Regions from separate parts of the Homo sapiens genome. Here region 2 is linked to region 1. Evidence: chromatin loops called from intact Hi-C (ENCODE). Cell type or tissue: MCF 10A. All regions are shown on one strand. Links, peaks and the distances in the headings refer to the core of each region. The heading gives the core; the rest is flanking DNA. Region 1 has its middle 97 kb from the start of RFPL4B. Region 2 has its middle 9.7 kb from the start of RFPL4B.

Region 1 (8,347 bases), core at 266-8,265:
AGCTAAAGTGATTTGAAAAAGAACTAGAATCCACTCTGCTGCTTTCTCCCACAATGCTCAGATTCTAAAGGGTTCTCAAATAAGAATAGGCAAAGCAGTGTCCTTTTAACTCAGAATACCTACGGATTCAGACTTGGGTTCTTTCAATTATTGACTTGGGATCTTTCCAAATCTGAATCATCCTATAGATAAGGCTCCTTCATTGTGACATGGTAAATTATCTTATAATTAAAAACTAAGTCGTAGGCCAGGTGTGATGGCTTATGCCTCTAATCTCAACACTTTCAGACACCAAGGTGGAGGATGGCTTGAGCCCAGGAGTGCAAGACCACCCTGGGCAACACAGTGAGACCCCATCTCTAAAAAAAAAAAATTAAAAATTAGTCAGGTGTAGTGGTGGGTGCCTGTGGTACTAGCTAATCTAGAGGCTGAAGTGGGAGGATTGCTTGAGCCCAGAAGTTCAAGGCTGCAGTGAGCTGTGATTGCACCACTGCACTCCAGCCTAGGCAAGAGAACAAGATCCTGTTTCATAAGAAAAAACAAAAAAACTAAGCTTTTATCTTAGAAACATTTTAAAGAAACTACAGTCAAAACTGGCATACCAGTACACTATAAACCACCATTTAAAATTTTGGCATTTTAACTTTGAGAATGTGACATTGGTTACTTGAAATTTGAATGTTAGGACATAAATCTTGGAAATATTTGGGCTTAGTTAAAGAGCAATCTCAACTTATAAAATGTTATCACCATGAGCTTTTTGGTAGATGTTAAAAATCCTTTAAGAAATCGCTTGAGTTTAATGAAGATACATTTTTTAATTGAAAATTTGAAAAAATGCCCCTTGCTTGAATGAGTAGAGTTGATGATGCTCAGGTTGCAAAGTTAGGGAAATGTGGTCAAGGGAGTCACCTACCTGCTCAAATCCTTCTTATGGTAAAAACTGAGTGTAGGGAATTACCATTATTTATTCTCATCCCATCTCTTTCCCTCAGTAGAAAGAAAAATTGTTGATTAAATTTTATATTTATTACCCAAGCCATATTTAAATTATTATATTATATTAAGTTACAATACATAACTTAAGTGGAAATATCAGAAGGCTTATTTGTTTTGAAAGGGATTAGCAAAATATTTGGAAATTTCTATTGTATTATTCACTCTTTGAATAATGCTGGTATCTGTGATTTGATTGAAAGGAATGTTTTCAATTATGATTGAAACACCTAAAGTCAGCAAAGCTGGATGAAATTGTGCCTTTATTACACCTTGATGTTATATTTCTACTGGAAGGGTAGACAAGCAATTGACATACAAATAATTGAATATTCATTTGCTGTTCACACCAACCTGAAGCCTGATTACTTGCTAGAGAGCTGCCTTTCACTTCCTCAAACCATTTTCCAGCACCTTTTGATTTCAGAATTGGCCCAAATGCAAGGAACCAAAAGTACAGAATGTACTGCCAGAAAATTTCTTTGCGTTTCTGCTACTGGAAGCCAATAGGCTTAAAACAAATATTCTAAGGGAAATTGTAAAGGACATACCACATATGTTTATACATGATATAAAATAAAGCCACATACTATTATTAAATCTTAGAGTGACACTTTCTCCTAATATTACCTGGTTTCAAACTGGCCAATTAACAATTAGCTATTCACAAAACTGCCCAATTACTAACATCACTTAGGTGGTATTAAAAAATACACAGGTCAGGTCTTTGAGTAAGTCCTCCTTACTTCCTTCTTAAGAGTTTCTAATTCAGTAGCATTGGACAGTGTCCCAGGAAGTTTTTAAAAAGATCTCTGGGTGGTTCTGAAGATAGACCACATTTCAGATCTTCTCACTTTAACCACCTATTAGCCAGGTACCTCAGCTCCTTTGGAGATGGAGTGAATAAAGTGAATCTTCCACTTGCATACCAAATACTAGAGTGCACTGCTTTAAGACTAATCTCTGGTATTTGCAATTATATATGCAAATACCAACATAGATGAAAGAAGAACCTAAACAATTATAGTAACGGGAAATCCATTCCTGAAGCTGTTGACTTCAATCTTAGAAATGGCTGGAAATTTCTTCCTAGAGGGATCAAATTTAGGTATAAAAATTGAAAGTTGTCCCTCAGTGGAATGAAAGTGTCCTGGGAGACCAAATGCTAGAATTTTAACACAGTATCTTTTATTTCCTTATGAAATTCTATTTTCTTATTACAAAAGTAAAACTTAGAAAATAGAAAAAATATTTTTAGAATTAGAAAATAAATGAAGGTACAGTGTTTGAGTGACTTTGCAACTACCACAAGGAAGCAGAATTCTAGCCCTGCTGCAGAGCTGTTGCTCTCAACAGCCATGGAGGGCCTACTGGGAGGATGAGTAGACAGGTTGTGGATGTGAACTTGCAATTTCCTAAACCTCCCCTCTGCTCCTGCATTTCTGTTTTAACATAAATATTTAGGTGGTAGAAAATTAATTAGGAAATCTTTAGGTTAGTTGGAGACATGCTGTGGTACTACAAAAATAGCTTAGGAACCATAGATCTCAATTTACCTATCAGGCTGAGTTTTTGCCTCAGCTTTTTATTCTTTAAACATTACCAAAGGGAAAAGAGAGAATTTTACAAATAACTAGAAACTTTTACCTGTGATGCATTTTATTTTCCTTTCCTTGGTAAAATAATTCTGATTTTTTTCTTTAGATCTGAAAACTCCCCTAAATGACCACTGTAAATTTCTGCAAATTTCCAGATATAAGCAAACATCCCAAGAAAATATCTTATTTTTTTCAGACTAATTTAACAATTGGATACCGGTTTCTTATAAACAGTCACTTTTAACTCAGGCTGTGAATTCAGAAAAGAAAAATATGAGCCCTCTCAACAGGGTTTGCTATTTTAGGAGTCTTCTAAGCTTCTGTGCTCTGTCATGCTTAGCTAACACAAAGCTCTCTCCCCGGGAAATCAGCCATCTTAATTGCTCAAGCTTTCATTGAAGAATATTGAAAGTGACCAGAGCCCAGAGGGTCAGAGTCGTAATGATGAATATTTATTACTATTCTTATGTCCTCATTGATTAGTGACACACAGAATCATCTCTATGTTTTTAGTATCATGTAATCTGCATCGAATCACTTTCTCTGGAAACCTTGACCCCGTTTCTGTTAAATCACATGTACACTATTAAATGATTTACAAGCTGCCCAGTTTAGCTTCATCTTTTACATCTCTCTAGTGATTGCATTTCTATTTTTTTAACAACAAACTTCTCATAGGTCAAAGAAAGCCTCACCTCAAAGAGGTGAAACTCCCTTTTCCTTCTCATTCAGTTTGATGAAACAGGATTGGAACTCACTGTTTCTGAACTATCATTCTCAGTGCTAGGTAATATGGCAGCCCAGTGCTGCTGAGTGATGGAAACCTCCAGGCTGACATCTGGTGTTGGATCATTTTAGACACAAAGGAAATCCACTTATTCTGAGGCTGCTGTGGAGGCAGCCGGCCAGCAGTTAAGCAACAGCATAAAGATCATGCTTGCCCAACTTTGAAATTCTAAAAAAATGAAAAGAAAAAAAAAAAAAGGAAAGGAAAGAAAAGCATCTGTCCAGCATCTGTTGTTAGAAACTTTCTCCCTGTTATGAACCTCAGGATGTCTGTTTCTAGAAATGTCAGTTCACCAGGTAACATTGCTAAGACCAATATAATGTAGGATACTGATAATGTGGGGAAATGAAGTAATAAAAACAGGAATCCTGTCTCTGTTAAGGTAAAATCCTATCTAAGATACAGAGATCCAGTTGTGTTTTAGGGTACATATCAAGACATCTAGACTAATAAGCCCTCTGTTTAGTTTCAGATTTCTTCCAAATAGTCTTTTTATATCCTCAATAACTAGTTTTTCCCATTCCCAGTACCCCTTGCATAGTTTTTCATATATAGGGGATATTCAGTCAATCATTTTTGAAAGACACTCAATCTGTTAAAGTTTGTCAGATAATTTAAAAAAGCTTTAGGGTGGGTGCAGTGGCTCACTCCTGTAATCCCAGCATTTTGGGAGCCTGAGGTGGGAGGATTGCTTGAGCCCAGGAGTTTGAGAGCAACCTGGGATTGCCTTTATGAAAAAAAAAATTAGCCGGCTGTGTTGGCACATGCCTGTAGTCCCAGCTACTTAGGAGGCTGAGGTGGGAGGATCAGGGAGGTCGAGGCTGCAGTGAGCCATGATTATGCCACTGCAATCCAGCCTGGGTGACAGAGTGAGAGTGAGACCGTATCCCCCCACTCCCCCAAAAAAGAGCTTTGATCTGTTAGATTTCTTTTGTTTTTTTCTTATGAAAAATTTCCAACAATCTGCAGTTTCTATTGAATTTGGAAAAAACTTTGGTTTGCTTTATTTATTTATTTAGAGATAGAGTCTCTCTCTGTCACTCAGGCTGGAGTACAGTGGCGCAATCTGGGCTCACTACAACCTCTGCCTCCCGGGTTTAAGTGATTCTTCTGCCTCAGCTTCCCAAGTAGCTGGGACTACAGGCACATGCCACCACACCTAGCTAATTTGTGTATTTTGAGTAGAGACAGAGTTTTAAACATATTGGCCAGGCTGGTCTCGAACTCCTGACTTCAAGTGATCCACCCGCCTAGGCTTCCCAAAGTGGTGGGATTACAGGCATGAGCCACATGCCCGGCCTGGTTTGCTTTCATGTATTTTATGATGAAATATTTCAAACATAAAAGAAGATAGACAATAATATAATAAACACCCACATACCCATGAACAATCATTAAAAAGAAATAAACTTTGTCCCATGTTGTTTGTTTCAGATATCTTTTTAAAAAGAAGCAGAATATCGCAGATAGAGTTGAAGCTCCTAACACTCCAGGAATCTGTTCTCTTTTCTTTCCTCCCTTTCTCAGAGGGTGCTGCTACTTAGAGTTCGATGCATGTCACGCTCATGCATGGCTCATCAGTACATACTTACACCTTTTACTGTATAAGTTGCATATATTTTATTATTTCATTTACTATATAAGCAATACATATTTTACTATGTATATATTTACTTACAAGATAGTTGGCAACACACTGTATTTACAATTTTCAAATTTTCTCTTTTTACTTAATATTATATTTTTGAGATTTACTGTCTATTCATCTAGCTTCTCCAACTTTGGAAAAGAAAGTTTTTTTGTTTTTAATAATTTTCAATTTATTATGAACCAATGTCTTATTAAAATGTAATAAAATAAATTATTAGAAACGTAATAAAACACATCAAACTTTTTTATTATTTCATTTAACAGATAAAAATTATTCCAAGTTGCTATAAAAGTTTCTAAATATTTCCTCTCAATTTTAGTTCTCATCTTGACATAGATTGATAACAAATGACTTATGAACTGACACTGATCCACAGAACATGCTTTGAGTATAATAGGTGTATATAATCTACTTTCACCACTGTACATTAGTTTATGGTCTGTAATTGTACCATTTATTTATTAACTACTCTTTTAGTAAGTGCTTATTTCTAGTTTTTTGCTATCCCTAACAGTGCTCCAATGAATATTGTGACCTAGTATATGGCTCCTTGTGCCTAAGTCCCAGAATGCAATTGTTTAGTCAAAAGATATTATTGCCTTCTTCCTCAGTGGTCTTAATACATTTTGCTTGCATTGTCCTAAAATAATTTTGAAAACCTAAATAAACTCTCACACATCTAAATATATATATATACACACATATTAATAAATGTTACATGATACCATTATATATAAATATATGTGTGTAATTTTAGAAATGTGTGTATTCACACGCTAGTATACACACATGCATTTTCTAGCTGTGATCCCTGAGAGAGTCTAATAGCAATGACATACCAGAAAAAACAAATGCACCAAGCATGTGGATCTTGATTTCTATTACCATTTTCCAATAAAAGGAAGCAGGGCTTTTTGGAAAAATGGCTGATTCTAGAACTGAGTCACGGAAAATACAAGAATGGCCTAGAGAACTTGAAGGGTCAGAAAGTAAGAAAGTGCTTTGAAGACAAAATGATGAGGGTCAAAGTGACACAGGAGTCAACTTGAAAAGCTCCCAATGGGCAAGGCTGGGACAATTTGAGCAACAAAATAAATAATGTAGTATTGGATTATAACCCAACATATAAAATGAATACCCATGAATTCATAGGAATAGAAATACATAATCAAACAAATAAATAAATAAATGAGGAAGAGACAAATGTCCCATATCGAAGAATTTCAAATAATTATATATAAATATAACTCCTTCTGGGAGCAGAATGCAGCTCCTGGACCCCTTAAGTGAGGGCTGTGCATCGTGACTTCCTTCCAAAGAGTACAATATGGATTGGGGTGGGGAAGTCAGGAAGAGCAACTTTACCCTAGAGAGATCTGACGAACACGACCGCAATTGGGCTATCAAGGTGAATATCCTCTGTGATGTCATGTTGATAGAATGTATCTTTGATATGATGTTATGATAAGGACAGTTTATCTTTGTGATCTTCCTTCACAAAATGCACGACCACAGTGTAACCATGAGAAAAACATGTAGAAAAACCCCATGTGAGGGACATTGTACAAAATGTCTGGCCCGTAAGCCTCAAAACTGTCAAGGTAAAAACAAACAACAATAACAACAACAACAACAACCAAAGAACAAGGAAAGATTGACAAACTGTCACAGTCTAGAGGAGCCTAAGAAGACATGGTGACTAAATGTAATGTGGTAACCTGGATGGGATCTGGGAATAGGAAAATATATGAGGTACAAACTGAGGAAATCCAAATAAAGTATGGAATTTAGTAATAATCATTTATTAATATTAGTTTATTCATTCTGACTATAGTAATGTAAGATGTTAACGATAGGAGAAACAAGGTGCAGGGAATATGAAACTCTCCATGCTGTCTGTAAATCTAAAATTATTCTGAAACAAAATGTTTATTTTTATAAAAAGGCAATTGAGAAAATGAAATAGAACAAGGAACATAAACATTTACATAAATACTTGTACCCACAAAATAAAATAAATGACCATACATGTAAAAGGTTATTTTGGGATTTTCAATTCTGATCCACGATTTAGATGTCTCCTTACACAATACCTCTCTAACTTAATTTCTGTAGTTTTGTAGTACATCTTGAAATCAGGTAGTGCAAATCTTTCAACTCTTATTTTTCAAAGCTTTTTTGGTATTCTGGGTCCATTGCTTTATCATTTATTGTTGAAATACCTTGTCAATTTCTATTAAGAAAGACTGCAGAAATTTTAATAGACATTAGATTAAATAAATACATACATTAACCTAGGGAGAACTGACCTCTTAAGATATTGTCTTAGAGTCTATGAATAGATAATAGCTTTTCATTTTGTTAGAGGTATTTAATTTCTCTCAGCAATCCTTTGTAGGTTTTTGTGTACCAGTATTTCATTTCTTCTGTTAAATTTTTTCATAAGTATAGTATTTCTTTTCGATGCTATTTTGAATAAAATTGTTTTCTTAATTTCAAGTTTTGATTATTGCTAGTATTAAAAATACCATTGATTTCTCAATTTTGGTTTGTATCCTGCAACCTTTCAAAGATGTTTACTAATTGTAGGTTTCTTTCCTTTTTATGTTTTCTTAAGATTTTCTACACACAAGATCATGTTGTCTGCAAATAAAAACAGCTTTATTTCTTTTTATCCAATCCATATCCCTTTAGTTTATGTTTATGGCCTGATAGCATTGTCTGAAACCCCTGGCACAGAATTGAATAGAAGCAATGAGAGCAAACATCTTGGCTTTGTTTCTGGTCTAATTGTGAAAGCATTCAGTCTTTCACTATTAAATAGGTTGTTAGTCCTAGAGTTTTTAAAGAGTTCCTTTATAAAGTTGAAGTTGTCTTCTATTCACTGTTTGTTTAAAGTATTTTTTAAAATCATAAGTGGATGCTGGAATTTCCTCAAATGCTTTTCTGAGTCTATTGAGGTGGCCATGTGGTTTTTGCCATCTATTCTATTGATATTATGTATTATACTGTTTGATTTTTGGATGTTAAACAAACTTTGTATCTTCACATCCAAGTGGGTAAATCCTACTTGCCATGATGTATAATCCTTCTGACCTGTTAACAAGATTTGGTATTGCTAATATTTTGTTAAGGATTTTTGTATTTGTATTCATTAATCCTAAATGAATTGGTCTACAGTTGTTTCTCATTTGATGTCTTTGTCTGGCTTTGGTATCAGAGTAATGCTAACTTCATAGAATAAATCAGAAAGTGTTTCTTCCTCCTTTACTTTCTGAGTTTGTGCAGGATTGGTATCCTTTCCTTTTTCTTCTT
Region 2 (8,347 bases), core at 128-8,127, 110 kb before region 1:
GAGGCAGGATAATCACTTGAACCCAGGAGGCAGAGGTTTCAGTGAGCTGAGATTGTGCCACTGCACTCCAGCCTGGGCGACAGAGTGAGTTTCTGTCTCAAACAAACAAACAAACAAACAAAAAAACAAAGAAACCCTAAATATATATATATATAATATATATATACACACACACATATATATACACATATATACACATACACACACACACACATACACACACACACATATATATATACACACATATATATAAAGATCTTTGAGTCCGTCTGATTACTTCCACAGGATGGGAAAGGGTTAACTCACTTTCAAACCACTTGGATTAATAGTAACATTATTTGTATAATATAAAGCCAGCTTCAAATAAATATCAAGAGGTTAATTCTATTAAATAACTTCTAAATTTTGTTACTCAGTACAATCAGTAAATGGTAAATGAAGCAAGGAAAAATACTTTTTCTTGAGTAAATGTTAAGCAAATGGTGGTATACATATAAACCCCACTGGTGACTTCTGCCTCTTTTTAGTATTATCATTGTGATGATTTGAGTTGTGACTACATGCCAGAATGATAAGTGCTTTACAAATATTATCTCTAATCCTCACAGTACTATAAATTAGGCTCTATTTTCCCTAATTCACAGATGAGAAAACTAAGTTTCAGAGGTTAAATAACTTGTCTTGGATCACGCATCTAGGAAAAGCCTCCTGGAAACCAAATTTCACTATATGAGTTAATAAAATTCATGTCTGACGTTGACCTAATCAAGGAATCTAGTGGTAGTACATGCTTGACAAGTGATAGAGTAGGTTCCATGTAACACCAGAAAGTAGATGAGGTCTGACTTCAGCACTTTCAGCCTTTTGATAATGTTCAGTATAGGACTGGGCCACCATTCTTTTCCTCTTTCCTCCACAAGTCTTGTCTTAATGAAAATCACAATAACAGAGCTATATACCTCAGTGAACTTGTTTTGTTATTTCTCTTAGGGAGATCAGAAGTTTTAGCCTCCGTCTAATTGTTAATAAAATGTTTTAACTGTGTTATGAGGATTTCAGGTGTAAGTTAGTAAGAGACAGGTATATTTTGAAGGGCCTTCCTTTTGCACATGAAATTCACAAAGATACAAATTTGTGAATTTCATGTGCAAAATTGGCTGCATAGTCATCTGTGTATTAGTTATTCTGTAGATAATCATTCATTGAAGATATATTTATTGAGTACCTTCAGTATGTCAAGCCCTATTCTAGTTGCAAGATAGACTACATAATTTGCAGGTCTCAGTTCTAAATTAAAATATGGAGTTCCTTGTTCCAAAATTAAGAATTTTAAGACGGCGACAGCAGAGCATTAAACAAGGCATACAGCCCTTCTAAGCTCTTCTATGTAACTGTGTAGCTCACACATCCACGAAGCTGACCCTGGCTGGGTGCTCAGGATATAACGGTGAGTAGAAACTGTTTATCCCCTCATGTAATTCATAGTCTATTAAGGGAGACAGATTGTAAACCAATGATCACATTAAACAATTTGATTATTTGATAAAAATAAAAACACACTAGTAATTATATACCAAAATAATTACCCCAAAGGGAAAGAGTGAAGTTCCAGAAGACAGTTTGTCAAAGAAAGATATCTAGGTTTATGCTCAGAGAAAGCTTTCAGGAGAAGTAATGTTTAAAGGCTAGGGAGAAATAAACTAGATGATGAGGGGAGGGAGGTGACCTCCAGGACAAGAGAGTATTTTATCAGAACACGCTCAGGTACTGTGGGGCAGGGTGTAGCATGTCATAGAACTGAAGGAAGGATTGTGTATGGCGAATAAAGGGGGAGTGTGGTGGGAGCCCAGATCAAAGAGATAGACACACCCAGACACTGAGCAAAACCTGGCCTTGTAGGCTTGTGTAAGGATTTCAGTCTTTATCTCAGGGACAATGGGGATCCACTAAAGAGTTTTAACCAGGGGGCTCAGAGTAAAGGGTCTGAGGCTGAAAGGGGTACAGAGTGGATACAGAGCCACCATTTAGGAGGCTGCTGTGGCAGTTAGGCTAGAGATAATATTGGCTTAGCCTGGGATAATGGCCAAGGTGGTGGGAGATGTGGGGAGTTCTTTGGGCAGGCACATACAGAAAGGAAGGAAAAACAGAAGACTTGGAGAATTTCTGGATGAACTTGTATAAGCATGATGCTAGCAGAGGAAGTTTAAAATGAGAGCCCAAATCACAGTTTGCTTGGCCTTGCCCATCCTAGAAACTAATTAGAAAAATGAGATAAATAAATATTTTGAAGTATGAGAAAGAGCAAAACACTTTCCTCTTCTACAAACCCATCTCACTTTGAAGAGGAGAAAAATCAGTGATTTTGTTTAGTCCCTTGAGTAATGAGAGCTGTGGGTGGTCACAGTTAGAGGTCTGAAGCCTCCTCTAACTCTACAGGAGCTGGATTGTACTAAAATGTCAGATCAGTCTGGAGGGGAAATGAATCAGAACAGCTGAAATGCAGAATTTTTGCTGTGTTCTCCCTTACCTAAGGGACAGCCATGGCTTTGCAACCGTTAACTTTCCTTGAAAAGGAATTCAGACTGCCTCTGAAAGATCTGCAGAGCTGTGAAGGCTGAAAAGCAAGTTATTCTTGCAAAGGTCTTTAAGTAAAACTGGCTGCTAAAAAACAACAACAACAAAACTATTCTTCCCTTGACATAGTCAACTTAAAAAAATTGTAATGGAGCCTTCTTAGCTTTTAAATTGAGGAACAAGTGGGTAAGAACAAACCAGAATCAAATAGTAAAGCAGGAGTTCCTTCTTCCTTTTCTTTCAATGCCCTTGCTTTCTCCCCACTATGCTGCCACAACTCCTACATCTTTTTAGATGCTTTTGTTTTCCAGGGACTGAATTCTCACTTCCCTGCTCAAGGGATCATCTCAACTTGTTATTCTCCTTAGAGTAATTTTTACAAGAACATGTTTATCATATTAGGAACAAATGTGTTTGGAACTGGGGTGTTTTAAACTCTCTGTTAATGCACAATGCTTTTCGGCAGCTGGCTAACTCCTAGCAAACTTGGCCTTACAAGAGGTCACCAGAATTAGGTACTAGGACTATGTACCAACCATGTACTAGGCACAGCTTATAAATACCTATTAAAGTGAAACCCACCCAGTATTCAGTTAGCAGTATGGGTGATTTGGTGAATTAAATCCATAATGAAATCCTATCAAAATCTCTCCCTCCCCACTGATCTATCAGAATTGCTAAAGAGCTCAGCTAACAAGCCTGTGTGCGACAGTTCAGTGTTATGCACAATCTGCTTTCTTTGGTCTTACTGTTGCAGAGAAATGGCAGGAAGTTAGGTATAAGGATTAAAAATAGGAGCATATAGACCAAATGTAGGCTGTTGACCTTTAAAAAAACTGATGCCTAGTTACACTAGAAGAATGTTATACAAGTATTTCTTTTATAATTGAAACATCTGCATGAATGCTTTCTTTTCTTCCACATATACATAATTTAGACATCTTAATTACAGTTGTATGCTTTGGGGTTTGATTGTAAAAAAACCAGGATGTCTTTTTGTCTGTTCTCCCTGATGTCAAAAAATTGATTACAAATTTTATAAACTGGTTTTTCTCAGTGAGGAAATTTCTTGTCTAATTTTAGCACCCCCCAACCATTCCTAAAACCATCGTCCCATGGATCTCCATGAATCGAACTGCATACGTGCACATCTCTCATTTGCATCTTTTCCTGATATTCATAAAACCTCCCACAAGTGAAAGGAAGGAAAGTGATACTCATGGATTGGTTTCCTGCCCACCATCAAGGCCTGGGATCATAAATAAAGTCTGGGGCTCCACTTGCTGCAGAGACACAGTAGATGGCAGTGTGCAACACAGAAGTGTGAGATTCCCGACCGTCTCAGCCTTGGATGGGCAACTGACTGGGAGGAGGTTGAATCTCTGGGCACGGATGCTGTTTTTCCAGCCTAGTCAGAGAGAGAGGTTGTCTTCCTAGGAAATGCTTTTTCTGCATAAACTTGGTTTTGCTGATTCAGTCAACTGCAGTTATTTGGGCTACTTTGGCACCAAAGAATGTTAAGCTTCTTTAAGCCTGAAAAATGTCTGTACTTCAAAACTCTACTTAAATGCATAAAATAATCTTTCACTTATATGATATGCTTCACTTGTCACTTATATGAACCTCCTTGTGCTTCATATTTTATTAATTTTATTAAAACAAGATCACTATGGATAACCTACAGATAAGCACTCTGGACATTTCATAAGCACATGTTGGATACACCAGGACTTGGTGGTTTGACTTTTCAGCATCGTAGGTGGACTAATATGAGTACCCCCATATACTCTCAAAGACCATATTTAATTAGGTGACTGTGTTGGATATTTTAAATCATTTTTATATTTCTGCATTATATGTTCCCCAAAATTTAGTAGTAATTCCTCAATAGACTTAAAGTATATTTAAACTTTTTTTTATTATAGAAGGTACAGGCGACTGGGGTCATTTTGCTGAATATTAAAATTACTTTCTTAATATAATTACTTTCTTATTATAAGCAAATAAATCATTTCTAGTATGATACTTATTATTAAACATTAGCAAAGGAGACCTTACTCAGCACCAGTAACAGATATTTTTAAAAAGAGAATTTCCCGAGAGGAAGAGGTCTCAGAGGAAAGGAGATATGTCGTATACAAATCATGTACAGCACTTAATTACCTTGAGATTTATTCATTTCAATAGACACACACCCACACACATTTTCTCAAGCCTTCCCTCCTGGCTGGATTTGTGTCTTAGGATTAGGGGCTTTGCTCTGATCTCTGTTTTACAGTGTTTGGCCTGTGTAGACTTTCCTACTTGGACTAATGTGCTCAATTGTATTTATCTTTCCAGACCTCTTGTTCATTTAGATTTCAGAGTTCTGTCCAATTCCATGGTCTCTTGGAAGTCCCAGCTTTGGCTTTTCCTGGCCTGACTCATTCTGTTGGCACCCAAGGCTGGCCCAGTTAGGCTGAACCACTGGGCATTTTCAGAGTTGCCACCATTTGACTAGAAGTCTTGGAATTCCAAACTTGGGTTGTTGACTGCAGGGTTCTCCTTCCTCAGTGTCTGAGACACAGGCTTTTGGTGATTGCCTTTCCCCTTGCGTTAAATGCTGCTGTTTCTCAGGGCTCTGACTCTAGGCCCTTCTTTCTCACTCTGCACAGTTTTCCTGGGCCGTCTCAACCACTTTTCTGGTTCCCAGTTGCCATTCCACTTCCGTGCTGATCACTTCCAAGTCGTTGTTGGTAGCCTAGATCCCTTGCCTGACCTTCAGAACTGTAGGCCCTCACATCTACAGAGACACTGACATGTCTCACTGGCACTTCCGTAAGACCAACATTTCACGCTTTGTTTATCCCACATATTGTTCTTCCTGCTTATCCCACTGATGTCAGCATCCATATCTGTGTCTAGGCCAGAAATCTCATATTCATTCTTGATTTCTTTTTGTTCCTCCAAAGAATGACTAAGTCCTGTTGATTCTGGCTCCTAAATATATTGGGAAACTATTGAAATTTTTTTTTCACCAGTTTCTTCTGCTGTTTCCTTCTATCAGGCCACCATCATCTTTTACTTGGATCTCTGTGACAGCCTGCTGACTGATCTCCTTGACTTCAGCCTTGCTCCTTTGCAATCCATTTCCCATGCTGCAGCTGAATTATATCCCTTGAATGCTCATTTGACCATGTTTTTTCTTGCTTAAAAAAACCAAAAAACTCTTCTATGGCTTACTTCCCTTGCTCTGACTCCTTCTTCTCAGCCATTAGGCCTCCACCTAGTCCACCTAGATTCCATTTTCTCTCTCTCTCTCTTTTTTGTTTTCTGAGACAGAGTCTTGCTCTGTCTTGAGTGCAGTGGCCTGATCTTGATTCACTGCAACCTCCGTCTCCCAGGTTCAAGCGATTCTTCTGCCTCAGCCTCCTGAGTAGCTGGGACTACAGGCGTGCGCCACCATGCCTGCTTAATTTTTGTATTTTTAGTAGAGACAGGGTTTCAACATGTTAGCCAGGCTGGTCTCAAACTCCTGACCTCAGGCAATCCACCTGCCTCGGCCTCCCAAAGTGCTGGAATTACAGGCGTGAGCCACCGTACCCAGCTGATTCCATTTTCTCCTAATACCTATCCTGATCCTTTCAAGCTTGTGCAAAGCACTCTTTCATCTGCTCTATAGCACGATGTGCTTTCCCTACCATAACATTTACAGAACATGTTACATTTGCTAGTTTACTTGTCTCTAACCCTCACTAGTCTGCAAGTTCAGGAACTATACTTAGCTTGCTCATCTATTTTATATCTATAACTTAGGAAATTACCCCAAATATTGTAGGGACATGGGATACAGGGGTATAGTAGTGTATTATTTGTGGTAAGAATACATGAAGAAATAAACTCATTGCAAATTATCAATGCATAATACTTGTTGGTCACTTCCCGTAGGACGGTTATGGTAATGGGTAATTGGAATTGTGTTAGGGTGGGAGGAAGGCTTGTTTAGAAAAGTAAAGCTATAGCAATTATCTTGAATCCATTCATGTAGGATAGGTTCATTAACACTGGTTTGGAAGGTCTTTGATGATTTTTTTTTTTTTTTTTTTTTTGAGACGGAGTCTCGCTCTGTCGCCCAGGCTGGAGTGCAGTGGCGCGATCTCGGCTCACTGCAAGCTCCGCCTCCCGGGTGCACGCCATTCTCCTGCCTCAGCCTCCCGAGTAGCTGGGACTACAGGCGCCCGTTACCACGCCCGGCTAATTTTTTTTTATATTTTTAGTAGAGACGGGGTTTCACCGTGTCAGCCAGGATGGTCTCGATCTCCTGACCTCGTGATCCGCCCGCCTCGGCCTCCCAAAGTGCTGGGATTACAGGCGTGAGCCACCGCGCCCGGCCGGTCTTTGATGATTTTAAGAAATAAACGTAACTTGTATGGAGGTTCTGGAAAGAGAATGTCTGAAACAAGTCAAAATACATTCTCCTTTTTTATATATATGTAGATGTGATTAAAAAGGTATATATGTAAGCAGCAGTCCACTGCAACATACTATAGACAGTCTTGTCTACTTCACAACATTATTTCCCTTCTCACGTACTGGTCTTATCTCCCTTCATCATGCTATAACACAAAGGACATCGGCTGTGCCATTCCATGATTTTTTTCTGGAAGGGATCCTAGTACTTAACGGAGTACCTCAAAGATAGTAGACGCTCAATAGATGTTCATGTGCTCTTGGGTGTTGCTGGCTTTCCTGGTAACTTCTGAAGAAGAATATTTATTTTGATTAGTTTATTTTGCCTAACGTCCTGACAATGGGCAACATGCTACTAAGATCATGTGTTGTGTTTAGATGACAGTTAATTGAAAGATTTCACTGCATAATTGAAAGATTTGACTCTCTCTACTGAGTTCACAGGACTGTGCTGACTCTGCTAATTAGTTATTATCTTTTCTTGTTTTGCAATAATACCATGCTAGGGAACCCACTAATAGAATTTTTTAAAAGCTGAAGAGCTAGTCAGACAGCCAAGTACTGACAAGGACATTTAAAAGTATAGCAAAAGATCAGGCACAGTGGCTCATCGTGCTGTAATCCCAGCACTTTGGGAGGCCAAGGCAGGCAGATTACTTGACGTCAGGAGTTTGAGACCAGCCCGGCCAACATGGGGAAACCCTGTCTCTACTAAAAATACAGATATTAGCTGGGTGTGGTGGCACGTGCCTGTAGTCCCAGCTATTTTGGAGGCTGAAGCAGGAGAATCACTTGAACCTGAGAGGCAGTGGTGGCAGTGAGCCGAGATTGCGCCACTGCACTCCAGCCTGGGTGACAGAGTGAGACTCTGTCTCAAAAAAAAAATTAATAATAATAGTATGGTAGTTCTAATGAATCATATCTGTCTCTTCAGTTAGGATGTAAACTATCAGTAAAATATAAGATATGAACCAGGCATGGTGGCTCATGCCTATAATCCCAGTACCTGGAGAAGCTGAGGTGAGAGGATTGCTTGAGCCTAGGAGTTTGAGACCAGCCTGGGTAAGACTCTGTCTCCACAGAAAATAAGTAAAAACTAGCTGGGTGTGGTGGCACACAACTGTGGTCCCAGCTACTTGGGAGGCTGAGGTGGGGGATCTCTTGAGCCCGGGTGATCGAGGCTGCAGTGAGCTGAGATTGCACCACTGCACTCCAGCCTGGGCAACAGAGAGAGAGACCCTGTCAAAAAAAAAAAAAAAAAAAAGATACAGTAGAAAATGAAGATGGGATTTGTGATTCTGGATTTCCAGGTTCATGGATGAAG

Evidence for each region. A loop is a pair of places that touch in the nucleus more often than their neighbours do. Peaks named below come from ENCODE experiments on the same cell type or tissue, not always from the same donor. Only the 100,000 strongest peaks of a DNase experiment are listed, where the experiment ranks them.
Region 2: it touches region 1 in a loop (2.2-fold over the local background); 2 of 110 quality-filtered maps call a loop at or near these places.

What each region holds. Positions count from the first base shown.
Region 1 is chr6:112,440,372-112,448,718 of GRCh38, forward strand. No RefSeq gene overlaps it. Among named protein-coding and RNA genes, the nearest start is that of RFPL4B, 97 kb to the left of the region's middle. In MCF 10A, for the core only: no CTCF peak of the experiment used is centred there; a DNase peak (open chromatin) is centred at 3,480.
Region 2 is chr6:112,333,483-112,341,829 of GRCh38, forward strand. No RefSeq gene overlaps it. Among named protein-coding and RNA genes, the nearest start is that of RFPL4B, 9.7 kb to the right of the region's middle. In MCF 10A, for the core only: a CTCF peak has its summit at 3,862 (motif pointing right); a DNase peak (open chromatin) is centred at 3,899.